Regions from separate parts of the Homo sapiens genome. Here region 1 is linked to region 2. Evidence: chromatin contacts called from ENCODE Hi-C data. All regions are on one chromosome and are shown on one strand. Each heading gives the region's core, a stretch centred on a gene start or an enhancer-like site at or near the end of the contact. The rest is flanking DNA. Distances are from core to core; before and after follow the strand shown.

What was found. Hi-C counts contacts between places; a loop is a spot of excess contacts on that map. Pooled maps may share reads with other maps.
Region 1: a loop to region 2 is called in a pooled map, with 11 times the contacts of the local background. The contact joins the enhancer-like site here to the promoter of NCAM2 in region 2. A Hi-C loop is called at or near these places in 3 of 50 pooled maps.

What each region holds. Positions count from the first base shown.
Region 1 is chr21:22,420,062-22,426,481 of GRCh38, reverse strand. No RefSeq gene overlaps it. Among named protein-coding and RNA genes, the nearest start is that of LINC00308, 320 kb to the right of the region's middle. Within about 2 kb of position 4,986, at least 2 of the 41 ENCODE cell types and tissues checked have a DNase peak (open chromatin) inside an H3K27ac peak, as active enhancers do.
Region 2 is chr21:20,995,021-21,001,248 of GRCh38, reverse strand. NCAM2 (neural cell adhesion molecule 2) reads right to left here and starts at 2,840. Exons shown (of 18, transcript NM_004540.5): 1 at 2,631-2,840. The coding sequence starts at 2,685.

The DNA of each region.
Region 1 (6,420 bases), core at 3,737-6,236, 1.4 Mb before region 2:
CTGTAAAAGTAAGATTAATAATAACTACATCAATTATTGTGGTAAGTTTCACATTAACTGACATTCATGTATTATTCAATAAAATTTTTGAAACATAGATAAGGCTTTATGTAATTGTATCCAGCACTAGAATAATATCAGACAAGCATACATTGACAAAATTGTCATTTAATAAATTTTGAGATATAATCAATATCTATATCCCTGTCTTAAACTTGTAGGTTATTTTTAGAAAGATTAGTTTTAACAAGCTCACCAAATTATTATATCCATTACAGATGATAAAATATAACAACAGACTTATTTTGAAAAGTTTAATCTTGGCAGTTTCATAAGCTGGATTACACCTTTACAAGTGTATGCCTTTGTGATAGGCAGCTCAGTAACATGTTTCAAGCTTGTATCTATTTTCTTGTCACAAACATCATCATTCTAAGCAGCCTTTTTTTTTCAGTAGTGTTCCAAGAGTTATTTTTGAGGTCAAAATAATAGTATTCAGAGATTTGAAACTGTATTAGAACCCAAAAGCTCTGTTACCTTTATCGATTTCTGTAGAGTAAAAATTCTGTAAAGCAAGACTCAAGTTGCCATTATAACTAGACTATTCTTCAGCATTTTCTTGGTGGTTGCCTTGTAAAGAATAGAAAGTTTGGCACAATAGAGATGAGGGAAAAAAGCTTGTGATTATAATAATGCAAGTTATTATCAGTGTCAGGATAGCAGCAATAAAAATACGCCATAGGGAAAAAATGAGCCAGTGATGGCATTTATCAGCTCAATAAGCATGAAAATCCTAGTTGTTTTAATGACATATTTTAACACAAACATGAAACATATTTTGTGGTGGCAATCTTAATTAATTTGTTTGGTCAGGCTGTATTCCGTTCCAAATTTAAAAATAATAGCAATTAGAATACTTAAAATTAATTGTGATAGTTAACATTATTTGCTACCCATTTACAAATGCCAACTATTGTAATCACGGGATTCCTTCCTTGCTAATATAGCCATGCTGAGAAATTCCATATACTACAATTTTGATGATCTCATGACTAGGGGTCCCCAACACTTGGGCCATGAACCATTACTGGTTTTTGGCTTGTTAGTAACCTAGCCGCACAGCAGGAGGTGAGTGGCCGTTGCGCATTTCTGCCTGAGCTCCGCCTCCTGTAGCCCTGGCATTAGATACTCATAGGAGCACAAACCCTACTGTGAACTGCACATGCGAAGGATCTAGGTTGCGCACTCCTTATGAGTATCTAATGCCGGTAATGCCTGATGATCTGAGGTGGGACAGTTTCATCCTGAAACCATCCCCTCCTCCACACTCCCTATCCATGGAAAAATTATCTTCTATGAAACTGGTCCCTGGCGCCAAACAAGTTGAGGACTGCTGCTCATGAGTGATTGAACATATTGTGCATTGTACATATACTATAGTATATGTGGCATGTATATTTATATATGCCCATGCTGATAGCTACTGTTTGAGTCTGATAGACAACAGTTTTAATTAAACTGTCCTATGCCTATCAGCCATGACTTGGTCATGAATGCCTATCAGTGGGATATGTTCTGAATTTGAAAAACCATGCAGTTCAGAATTGGTTTAAAGTATGTTTTAAAAAAAGCCAGAAAAGTCAAAAGTATTTTTCGCTGATTATTTTAGGAAATAGTTGTCAGTAAAATCACTAAAATCTCTTTCAATAACCATTCAGTAAAAGATAAAATTAAACCATTGTCCATATAATCACAGCCTTATTGACCAATTAATGATTCCAATCTGACAGCAACTGAGACAAAATTTTACCTTTATTTAATCACTCCTTGCCTGAAACATATTTCCATATTTATCCATCTGAATTTTAAGTTCCATAACAAGTATTGTTTTCCCTTTTCCTATGGATACCCGAACATAGCGCCTTGCCATGAAATTGTATTTTCTAAAGCATTTTTGTTTGATTTTATTGTTTTAGTAGAATAATTTATATTTTCCATGCCTCTTTATTTTAAATTCTAACCAAGGCTATTAAAACACAAATTGAAAATGTTACCTATTTTTATAATCTTAAATCCTAAATTACCAATTTTTAAATTATGATTTCTTTCTCCTACATAAATGAATTAATAGAAGACCTAACACCTTAAAAAAAAAAAAAAAAAACATAAGGGCCAATTAGCCGACCACAGTTACAGTTACAATCTGCCCCAGTGCTTTATTTCTCAAATCCTTTGAACTTTTTGATCGTCCTCATCTTAATTAGTTTGGGTTACTTTAACAACTTTCCACAAACTGGGTGGCTTAAACAACAAACATTTATTTCTTGCAGTTTTGGAAGCTGGGAAATTCTTGATCAAGGTGCACACAGATCCAATGTCTGATGAGGGCCCATTCGCCGACTTACAGAGGGATATCTTCTCATTGTATCCTCATATGGCCGAGAACACAGAGACAGAGACAGAGAAAGAGAGAGAGTGCATGAGCGCTCATGTTTCTTATACAGGCACTCATCCCATTCACAAGGGCTACACTCTTATGACCTAATCACCTCCCAAAGGACCCAGCTCCTTGTACCATCACTTTAATGGTGAAGATTTCAACATAGGGCCTCAGAGGGGACATGGACATTCAGTCTGTAACACTTGTGTCGGTGTCCACTCTTGTACAGTGCCTTCCATGTTCTTTCTCTCCCTAGTATGCCGAATCTGGAAAGACAAAACTAAGAACTAATCAGGCATTTTATTGCATGAGAACTTCCTCTAGGCATGTCTCTGCTGCTTTTGCTCTCAGAGATCCACTTTTTCTCATGGGAATAATTTTCCTTTTCTCAAAAGTTTGTCTTTTCTATAAAGCTATTCTGCTGAGGCTTCTGATTTCTCAAGGATCACAGGCTTCTCTAATATCCCTTTTTTGTCATTCTCCAATCATGCCTCTATTTCCACAGAACAGTGCAATTTCTAAAGAATGAAATTGAGAGTATTAGACATTTTATACACCATACACACAAAAAATAATGATTTCTGGGACTCACTAAGAATCATGGGTCTAATTCACGGTGAAATTCAGGACCCAGCTGCCACTGCTGGTAAGGGACAATTGTTCAATGTTAAGGTGTTTTGTGATCTCTTAGTGAGTTGGGAGTATTTACACCATGTGAATGCTACAAATAAGGATGCCTGTACGCATCACTCAGAACTAGTTGTTGAACCATCAATGACCTTGGGACATGAGCCAGGCTACTTAGTATAGAAAATTTAAAATTCCTAGAAGTCCTTTAACTTAGCTGAGCAGGTATATGAGGCAATACCAAAATTCTTTATAAGGTCTTAAAAACAGGTCTTAGAGTCTCAAAGTTAATTAAATCATTACACAAAGACCCAATTCTTTCTTTGGACATCTTTCCTCCCACCCCCACCCTCATTGAAAGGCTGGGGAGAAGAAACAATTTTATTTTTCAACCCAAAAGGTCCTATTTGCAACTGAGAGGGTGCCAGCCGACACTTTGTTCATTCTGCCAGGACAGTCCTCAGTGAGATTCACAAGCAATTTAATAAATATTCAATTTTTCCAAGTTACTGAAGGAAAATTTTTTTCCAAATTTCTGCCAATACCACACAGGTGCTGCTTTTTATCTAACCCTGAATAACAATTTTCTCAGTCCACTGCCAGCCTCTACCTACAGTCTTGTCAGTGACCTTTCAATCTCCACCTGCCACATAATCCCAAAGCCAGTGCCACACATTTTATTCCTACAGCAGCATCCTAACTTCAGTACCAATTTTAGTCATCCATTGTGTGAAAATCAACTCAATACCTTAGTGACTTAGAGCAACAGTACTTTATTACTTCTCATGATTCTGTGTGTTGGCTGAGTGATTCTCTGGTGGTTTTATGTGGTCCCAGGTGTGAAGGTTAATACTGAGTGTCAACTTGATTGGATTGAAGGACACAAAGTATTGATCCTGGGTGTGTCTTTGAGGGTATTGCCGAAAGAGATTAACATCTGAGTCAGTGGGCTGTAGAAGGCAGATCCACCGTTAATCTGGTGGGCACAATTTAATCAGCTGCCAGATAATATAAAGCAGGCAGAAAAATGTGAAAAGGAGAGATGGGCCTAGCCTCCCAGCCTACATCTTTCTCCCGTGGTGGATATTTCCTGCCCTTGAACACTGGACTCCAACTTCTTCAGGTTTGGAACTCGTGCTGGCTCTCCTTGCTCCTCAGTTTGCACACAGCCTATTGTGGGACCTTGTGATCGTGTAAGTTAATACTTACAAACTCCCATTTATATATATATATATGTGTGTGTGTGTGTGTGTGTGTGTGTGTGTGTATTATATACAAATTATATATATATGTGTATATCATATACAGATTTTATATATATGATGTTCTGTCCCTCTAAAAGAACCCTAATACACCGGTAGGTATGTGGCTAAATTCAGCTAGGAGTTTGGCTGGGATGAAAGGTTCAAGGTGGTTTTATTCACATCTTTAGCAGTTGGTGCTGCCGGTTAGCAGGTGTGCCTTGGTTTTCTTCCATGTGACTTTCATTGTCTAATACAAGGTTCAGCATTTTTTTCCCCATAAAGAGCCAGATGGTAAATATTGTAAGTTTTGGGGGCCATAGGGTCCACAAAATCATTGTAATGTGAAAGCAGCCATAGAAAATGTACAAACAAATTGATTGCAGCTATGTTTCAACAAAAATTTATAAAAACAGGAAGTTCTAGACTTAACGTGTTTCCTCAACATTTATATGTTGCTATGGTACTTAACTCACAATGTAGCGGTATCAGGAGGTGGAAACTTTAGGAGGTGATTAGGTCCTGTGGGTGCAGCGCTCATGAGTTTGTTTTACAAGAAGATACTACAGAGAGCTTCCTTATCCTTCTGCTATGTGAGGACAGAGTAGGACAATCATCTATGCATCAGGAAGTGGGTTTCACCACATACAGAATCTGCCAGCACTTTGATCTTGGACTCTCCAGCTTCCAGAGCTGTGAGAAATATTTGTTCTTTAAGCCACTTTCTCTTTGGTAGTTTGTTATTGAAGCCGAAACTCACAAAGAAACTAAGACAGGTAGCAAGCCAGATTTGGCCAATGGGCTGTATGTTTCTTCTCTCTGCTCTAGCAGACTACTGGGACCTTGCTTATGGTTTGGGGGCAGCATTCCAAGAGAAAAAGCCCTGATGCCAAATTCCTTTTTAAGCTTTCTTTATATAACACAAGATCCCATTGCTTCTCTCTCTCTCTGTCTCTGTCTCTCTCTATCTGTCTCTGTGTGTGTATGTGTGTGTGTGACATACTACTATTCATACTTTTTTTTTTTGAGACGGAGTTTCGTTCTTGTCACCCAGGCTGGAGTGCAATGGTGCGATTTCCACTCACTGCAACCCCCACCTCCTGGGTTCTAGCCATTCTCTAGCCTCAGCCTTCCGAGTAGCTGGGATTACGGGCACGCCACCATCATGCCTGGCTAATTTTTGTATTTTTAGTAGAGACAGGATTTCACTGTGTTGGCCAGGCTGCTCTCGAACTCCTGACCTCAGGTGATCCGCCCGCTTCGGCCTCCCAAAGTGCCGGATTACAGGCATGAGCCACCGTGCCCAGCCTACGCATACTATTATATAGAGCACCAAAAGTTCTGAATAACTTACTGTCACTCTTCACTGGCAAAAATCTAATCAGCACGTCCTGCACATGTATCCTGGACATTAAATAAAATAAAATATTAAAGTAAATCTCAATATTATGCCTACTATAAAATCAAAATTGTGCCCCATTAAATCTTCAGGCTTTTTTCTAATTTTTATGTGAAAATAATAATATATTATTTTTATTATTTCCTATGAGACGAGTTGGCAAGCTCTTTTTGCAAACAACTAAGGAATAAATATTTTAAGATTTACAGGACTTACATTCTCTGTTGCACATTTATATTTCTTTTTGTTTTTACACTTTATAACCCTTTGTAAATGTAAAAACCATGCTCATTTCTTAGGCTATACAAAATCACGTTACAGACTGAATGTACTTTATGGACTATAGTTTGCCAACCCCTATAAAAATTAACAGTAATTTTAATCCATATTTTTAGTTTCCTCAGGTTAGCTCAACAAAGAAAGGCCAGTAGCCTCATTATTATAAATAAATAAATATATACATATAATAAGGAGGCTATACACTTTATATATATACACACATAAATACATACATTTGTTTTAATAAATATATAATACACATATAATATTTATATTACATTGTTATAACAAGGTTATATATACTATATATGCACATAATGCGTATATATACACATATAAATGCATACATATATGTATGTATTTACATGTATATGTATGTATTTTCATATATGTAAAAGAAAGGTCAGTTGCTTCCTTTCATAAATATACGTATA
Region 2 (6,228 bases), core at 1,591-4,090:
AACTATTAGGCCTTGTTAGCTAATTATAGTATTGGCATTCACTTAAGTTAGTCAGTTTCTCACTTAATGTCATTTTCTCCTATTCAACTGCTTCAGTTCAAAACGTTTTGACTCCTAAAAAGGGAATACATCATTGTTGCCTTTCCTCAGTCTAACTGCACACCACTTTCCAAAGCAATAGCTTCAATCATGCTTCATAAAATCCCCTGCAAGTATACTGTTGGACACATAAATCAGCAAGCTGAGATTTTAGTATTTCTAAGGCAAGACCAGGGATCACTGACTGGTGGCTTTTCCATGGCCCTCTTTACAAGAGAATAAACAAAATCATGAGTTACACTAGGTCTGTTTTTTTAAACAGCTCCCGGTGGTGTGTCTGATACTTGCTGCTGCATCCTTAATTAGAGAACAAAACACTAGCATAGAGGAATTGGACTCCAGGATGAGGATATCTATATCCAAGCATCTCTGACTTCATCAGGACACATGGCATAGAAGTACTATATGTTCCCTTTCACAAAAGCTACGTCTCTCTGATATATATCTGTGTCTCTATGAGTGCCACACATTGTGAAATTGTACTAGATAGAGAGATCTTTACAATGATGGTCTCCTTCTACCCTGTTTCATTACAGTGAATATGGGCTCCCCTTCAGAGATGCTTGTCTCAGAGTGCCTCTTCATAACCACCTCGTATCCTGACTTACAAATTAGCTGAATCACAATTTCACATCTATGTTACATGTACACATCCAAATTTTATGTCTCTGTGTACTATTTAAACCTATATATCTAAACATTTCTAATTTCCTATGTCTCCAAATTCCAACACACTTAGCCTCTACAATGATAAATTCAGATTCCACAACTGAGACATTTTTCTTCTCCAAACCACTCACAATGTAATCCTAAGTCTGCATAAACTTGTTTCCTATTATGCTCCCATTCTGCCCCACACTACCTACACTTATTTAATTGCAGTTGTATTTTAACTGCAATTTTCAGGGATTGTTTCTTGGTGCTCAAAAATACCTGTCTATGCTATAAATGAACAGTTAAACACAATCAGCAGCTATCTGAAAATTAAAGAAGCATATCTGTAGGACATATGTGCATGCTGATCTTTGCTTAAGAACCACTGAATTAACGAATTGGGCTAGTATTAGCTTCAGATGGACATATCTGCAATTTTGCTAAGACTGAAATATTTCATACTCTATGTTAGGAAGGGAAAATGAGCAGAATCTTATCAAGACACTTTACAAACTATAGGAATATCCAACATTTGCATACTGATTTCTGAACATTAAATCTGCATCCAATCGTGTTTCATCCGCCACTAACACTATAGCTGTGGGGAGGAGAAGGGCAGAAAAAGGAAGGCTTCACATCCAAAATGTCAAGCCCTGCTGAAGAATGATAGAAGGACTCTGTGGAAGAGCAGAAACCAACTTCTGGGCTTAAAATGGAGTTCTACCACCCCCTGCTGGACCAAACGAGCAATACAGAAGAGGCTAAAAATGCTTAGAACTGAATATCTTGGGGATATTTTAACTTGTCTTGTAATTTATTATATTATTTTAAAAAACCAATTTCACACTACACTAACAACATAACATTCTTTGCAATCATTACATATCTCAAAATTAGTGCTATTTTATTTTTCCTTTAAAGACTTTCACCAATGCATGTTTTAGCATTTTGTGTCCCTAATTAAACGTCCAAACTTGTCTGGACAGTTGAAAATGCTTCCATTTATTGTAAATATATTTCATGTGAGTGTTTACTATCTAAACAGCCAGATAAATTCATATCTATCTCTCTAGAGACAAACAGTGATAGCTTCCACAAATTCCCTCTCAGGTTATTCTACCAGGCTATTCATTTTTTTTTTTTAAGAGATAAAAGCTTCCACCAGTTCTCCCACAACCCCAAAAATCCTCTACAGGTGTAATTACAATGTAATGTTATAAAATGATTCCACCTTTCTGTATTAATAAGGGGTTGGGGTCAAAATGAATGACTGCAACACATCCCTAGTTTTATCCATTTGCTTTCTTACACACAATATCCACGGCCCCTCTCTTAGTTTCCAACAGAAATAAGCCATCATCATTCACTTCATAGTCAGGAATTAGGGTTTTGGGAAAGGGGTGGAAAAAAAAAAGAGTCTCCAAGAATCGAACGTCTTGCACACAGCAGATATTTTGCAAATGAGTTTAACACTGATAGTTTTTGCTGCTTCTGTAAAACACCATCGTGCCCTTTCCTTCCGCAACCTCAGATATTTCACTGTTAACACACTCATCCAATTTCTGATAATAAAAATAAGAGAAAGCCATAATCCCAGAGGAAAAAAAAAGAAGAAGAAGAAGCGGTTTCCCTGGATATCCTGCTCACCGATTCCCCTCTCCAATTCTGTATTTTCCCTTCTCTTATTTAAGGGTCTCCACACAACAGATACAATTTTAGGGACAGCTAGGAGAAAGAACGAAAATAATAATAACAACAACAGCAATAACTGTAACTTTAGTTCTTTCATTTCATTCTTCCTGCGCCTCCCTCTTTGCCTCTCTTGGCCGGGTGGAAGGGGGAGGGAAAGTAAATGCAATAAAGCGCCACACTCCTACCTTGCCCGCTACTGACAAGCAACCCCAGCAGGTAGAAGGAGAGGAGGAGGCTCATGTTCAGGACGTGACACCGGTGGACAGTTTCAAAGTTATTAAGTCCAGCCCTGGAGAGAGAACCTTTCGCTGCCCCGGCCGCCTCTGCTAGAGCCGCCGCCGCCGCTCCCGCGGTGCCCCAGCCGCCCGCAGCCCGCGCGCTCCTCCTCGCAAAGTGACTGCAAGCTCCGCTCTTGCCGCACTATATCCAGGCAGCGGCGGCGGCAGCGGCGGCAGAAGCAGCAGCAGCAGCGGCCGCCGCGGCGGCAGCAGAGCCGGGCGGGGAGGGCGGCGGGGGCGGGGGCGCGGCGAGGGGAGGTGCGGCCGAGGCGTATCCCTCCGCGCTGCACGGCGGCCGCTCTTCCGCGAGGCGCGCGGTCCCGGGATTCGTCCGCAGTGGAGCTCGAAGTCACGGGTTCGGTCCCCGGTGCCTCCGCCTAGAGGGGCGGCCGCGATCGCGAAGGCGCCACTCGCCCGCCGGCCATCCGCAGGTTCATGCACGCCCTGAGCCGAGAAGGGCGTGGGGATGGGGGCAGCCTGGAGCTCCTTCACAGCCGCCGGCTGCCTCAGGACAGCTGAGCTGATGCTGAGCTGAGCTGAGCTGAGCTGATGCTCATGCAGATGCTGATGCTGATGCTGATGCTGATACTGATACTGCAGGCGACCGCCCCGAGCGCGCCCCGGCTCAACGTGAATGGGGGATCTGGAGGCGGGCGGTGTGCCCCGCAGCTTATTCCTTTTGGGCGTGGGAGGAGGGAGATTCTTGTCTCTCCGTGGACCTCCTTCTCCCTCTCTCGCTCAAACCTGGAGCAGGCTGGCCCCTTGCGCGGCTGTCCCCTTCCCACGCTCCCCACCCCGCCGCGACAGAGGGGAAGCAATTGTACCCTAAAGTCTACACTGTCTGTCTCCTCAGGCGCTAAAGGGTGGGCGGAAAAATAACGTACAGAGTGTTTCCTCTACATCTCGACCCATTGCTGTTGGGAGCGGCACCTTACGGGAGAGACACTGGAGAGGGGACGAGCCGCGGGAGGGGCTGCGTTCAACTCAGCCTTAGCCTCAGCTGTGTCCTTAGAGGCCTGAAGTCTCTCCTGGCCTCACTCCGCGGGCTCTGCCCTCGGTCCCAGTGCGCTGCACTGGCCAGATCCCCGCCAGGAGTGCACCGAGGGAGGACTGCAAATGTGCAAAGATGAGTTGGGTCGCGGGGGGGAGACCTTCCCCAGATCAGTGCCCTACCCCGAACACCCACGTACCCGCGTGTGCGAGTGTAAATTGAAGTGAGGGAGCCGTGGCAAACGCCCGGAACTAACTCTCTGCTCCTTAAGATTGGGGCTTATCGTTATTTCTCCTAGAAGGGTAGGAAAACGTTTGTGAGATTAACGTCACCTCTCCTGCAAGAGCGGTTAAGAGGCAGAATCACCGGCCCGGGTGCGGAGCCCATGTCAATCTGGCCTGGGGTTACCGCGACCTGCAAACGCTGACGATGGGTCCTTTCATCTGCACTTTCTCTCTGGCTCCTTAGAAAACTCAACTGCCTCGCCCCGGCCTCCACAAGGACCCTAGCTCCTTCCTTATCAGTGAGGACATAGAAATAGCGGGGGTTGGAGAGGGGGGAGGTAGAAATGTAGAGCTCAGAATCCAGCCCCAGCCTGGGGATTTCACGCTGAAAAGGGCAGTGCATTGCCTTCAGGGAGGGCAGGGGGCAAGAGTAGACACAGGCTAACATGCATAGGGGAGATACCGTCTGCGATTTGTCCTCCCCAGGCAGAGCGCTTTATACAGATGATTCGTCCACTTGGCATCCTGGGATGGGGTTATCAGGAAGAGAGGAGGGGAAAGGCGGCCCTCAACTCACCATCGCTGAACTGCCTTAAGCAATGGCCCTCTCAGCACCTCACAGCTAGAGAACCTCTTATTTCCTCTTGATCTTATAGCAGACAATATATTTAGAAAGTTATTTTGCCACGGTACCCTTCTCACACCCTTTACTGGTTCTGGAATGCACTAACCACACTTAAGTAAACTCATGGTCAGCTCTTTGCAGGAAAGGGTGGAAGTAGCACATTTATAGATGTGAAAGACCGTGACTCATTTATTTACTCCAATTCTTCATTTCTCTTGGGCATTGATAAATGCTACACAGTAGGCCTTCTGCGTCCACAGTTCTACATCCTCAGATTCTACCAACCATGGATGAAAAATAACTTTAAAAAAAATGAAACAATGATACAATCAAAATAACGTAAATAAAAAAATACAGCAAAGTGACTATTTACAAAGCATTTGCATTATATAATGTATTACACCTAATCCAGAGATGATGTAATATGCAGGAGGTTATATGCAAATTTATGCTATTTTATATAAGGGACTTGAGCATCCAAGGATCTGTGAGAGTATTGAAACTAGTCCCCCCTGTGGATACCAAAGAATGACTTCAGCACACACACACACACACACACACACACACACACACACACACAAAATCACAGAAGACAGTTAAAAGTATACTCTGTGTGTCAAATAGCATCTTCACACAGCCTGCAATTTTTCAACCTGACACTGGGAGTGGCCAAGTGCCTATCACACACACATACATGCACATCTGTTAATCAGGTGGAAATATTGACAACTGAATTCTCCTCTGTGTTATTAGAAGTCAAATTACTTTCAGGCTGGGCGTGGCTCATACCTGTAATCCCAGCACTTTGGGAGGCTGAGGTGGGCGGATCACAAGGTCAGGAGTTCAAGACCAGCCTGGCCAATATGGTGAAACCCCGTCTCTACTAATAATACAAAAATTAGCCAGGGGTGGTGGCACACCTCTAGTCCCAGCTACTCAGGAGACTGAGGCAGAAGAATCGCTTGAACCCAGGAGGTGGAGGCTGCAGTGAGCTGAAATTGTGCCACTGCACTTCAGCTTGAGTGACAGAGCAAGACTCTGTCTCAAAAAAAAAAAAAAAAAAGTCAAATTACTTTTTTCTTAGGCAATGGGTTAAACCATGCCAGAGGAAAATTTGACTGGTATCCTGTAAGGTAATTTAGACATTAAATGTTCTTAGAGTGAGGTTAGGGAGATGGTAGCAATAGTCTATCAGACACAAATGAAATTTCTGATTAGAAGTTTGTATCATAAGACTATACTGTGTCCAAACTTCTGTGTGTGTGAGAGAGAGACAGAGAGAGAGAGAGAGAGAGACAGAGGGAAGATAAGAGAGAGAGAGAGAGCATCTCTGTGTATGGAAAAGATAAATGGACAAACCCTTGGTACTCAGGAATATACAAAGAAAGGTGATACAGCTATGGATCCTGCCCCTCAATTCGTTAATAGCCACTTGTTGAAGATATCAGGCATAAGCACACAATTCAATCATCTACATCAGGTTTTTAAAAAATGCCATAAGAAGAGTGAAAATGCCCTGCTATTGTGACATAAGAGGAGGGGATCATTTCTGAATAGAGGATTAAGAAAGGATTCATGAAGCTTTGAAGAAAGCGGAGAAATTAGATAGGTAGGGACGTGGGCAGGGCAGAGAAAAACTTAAGTAAAGCCTGGGGGCGTGAAACC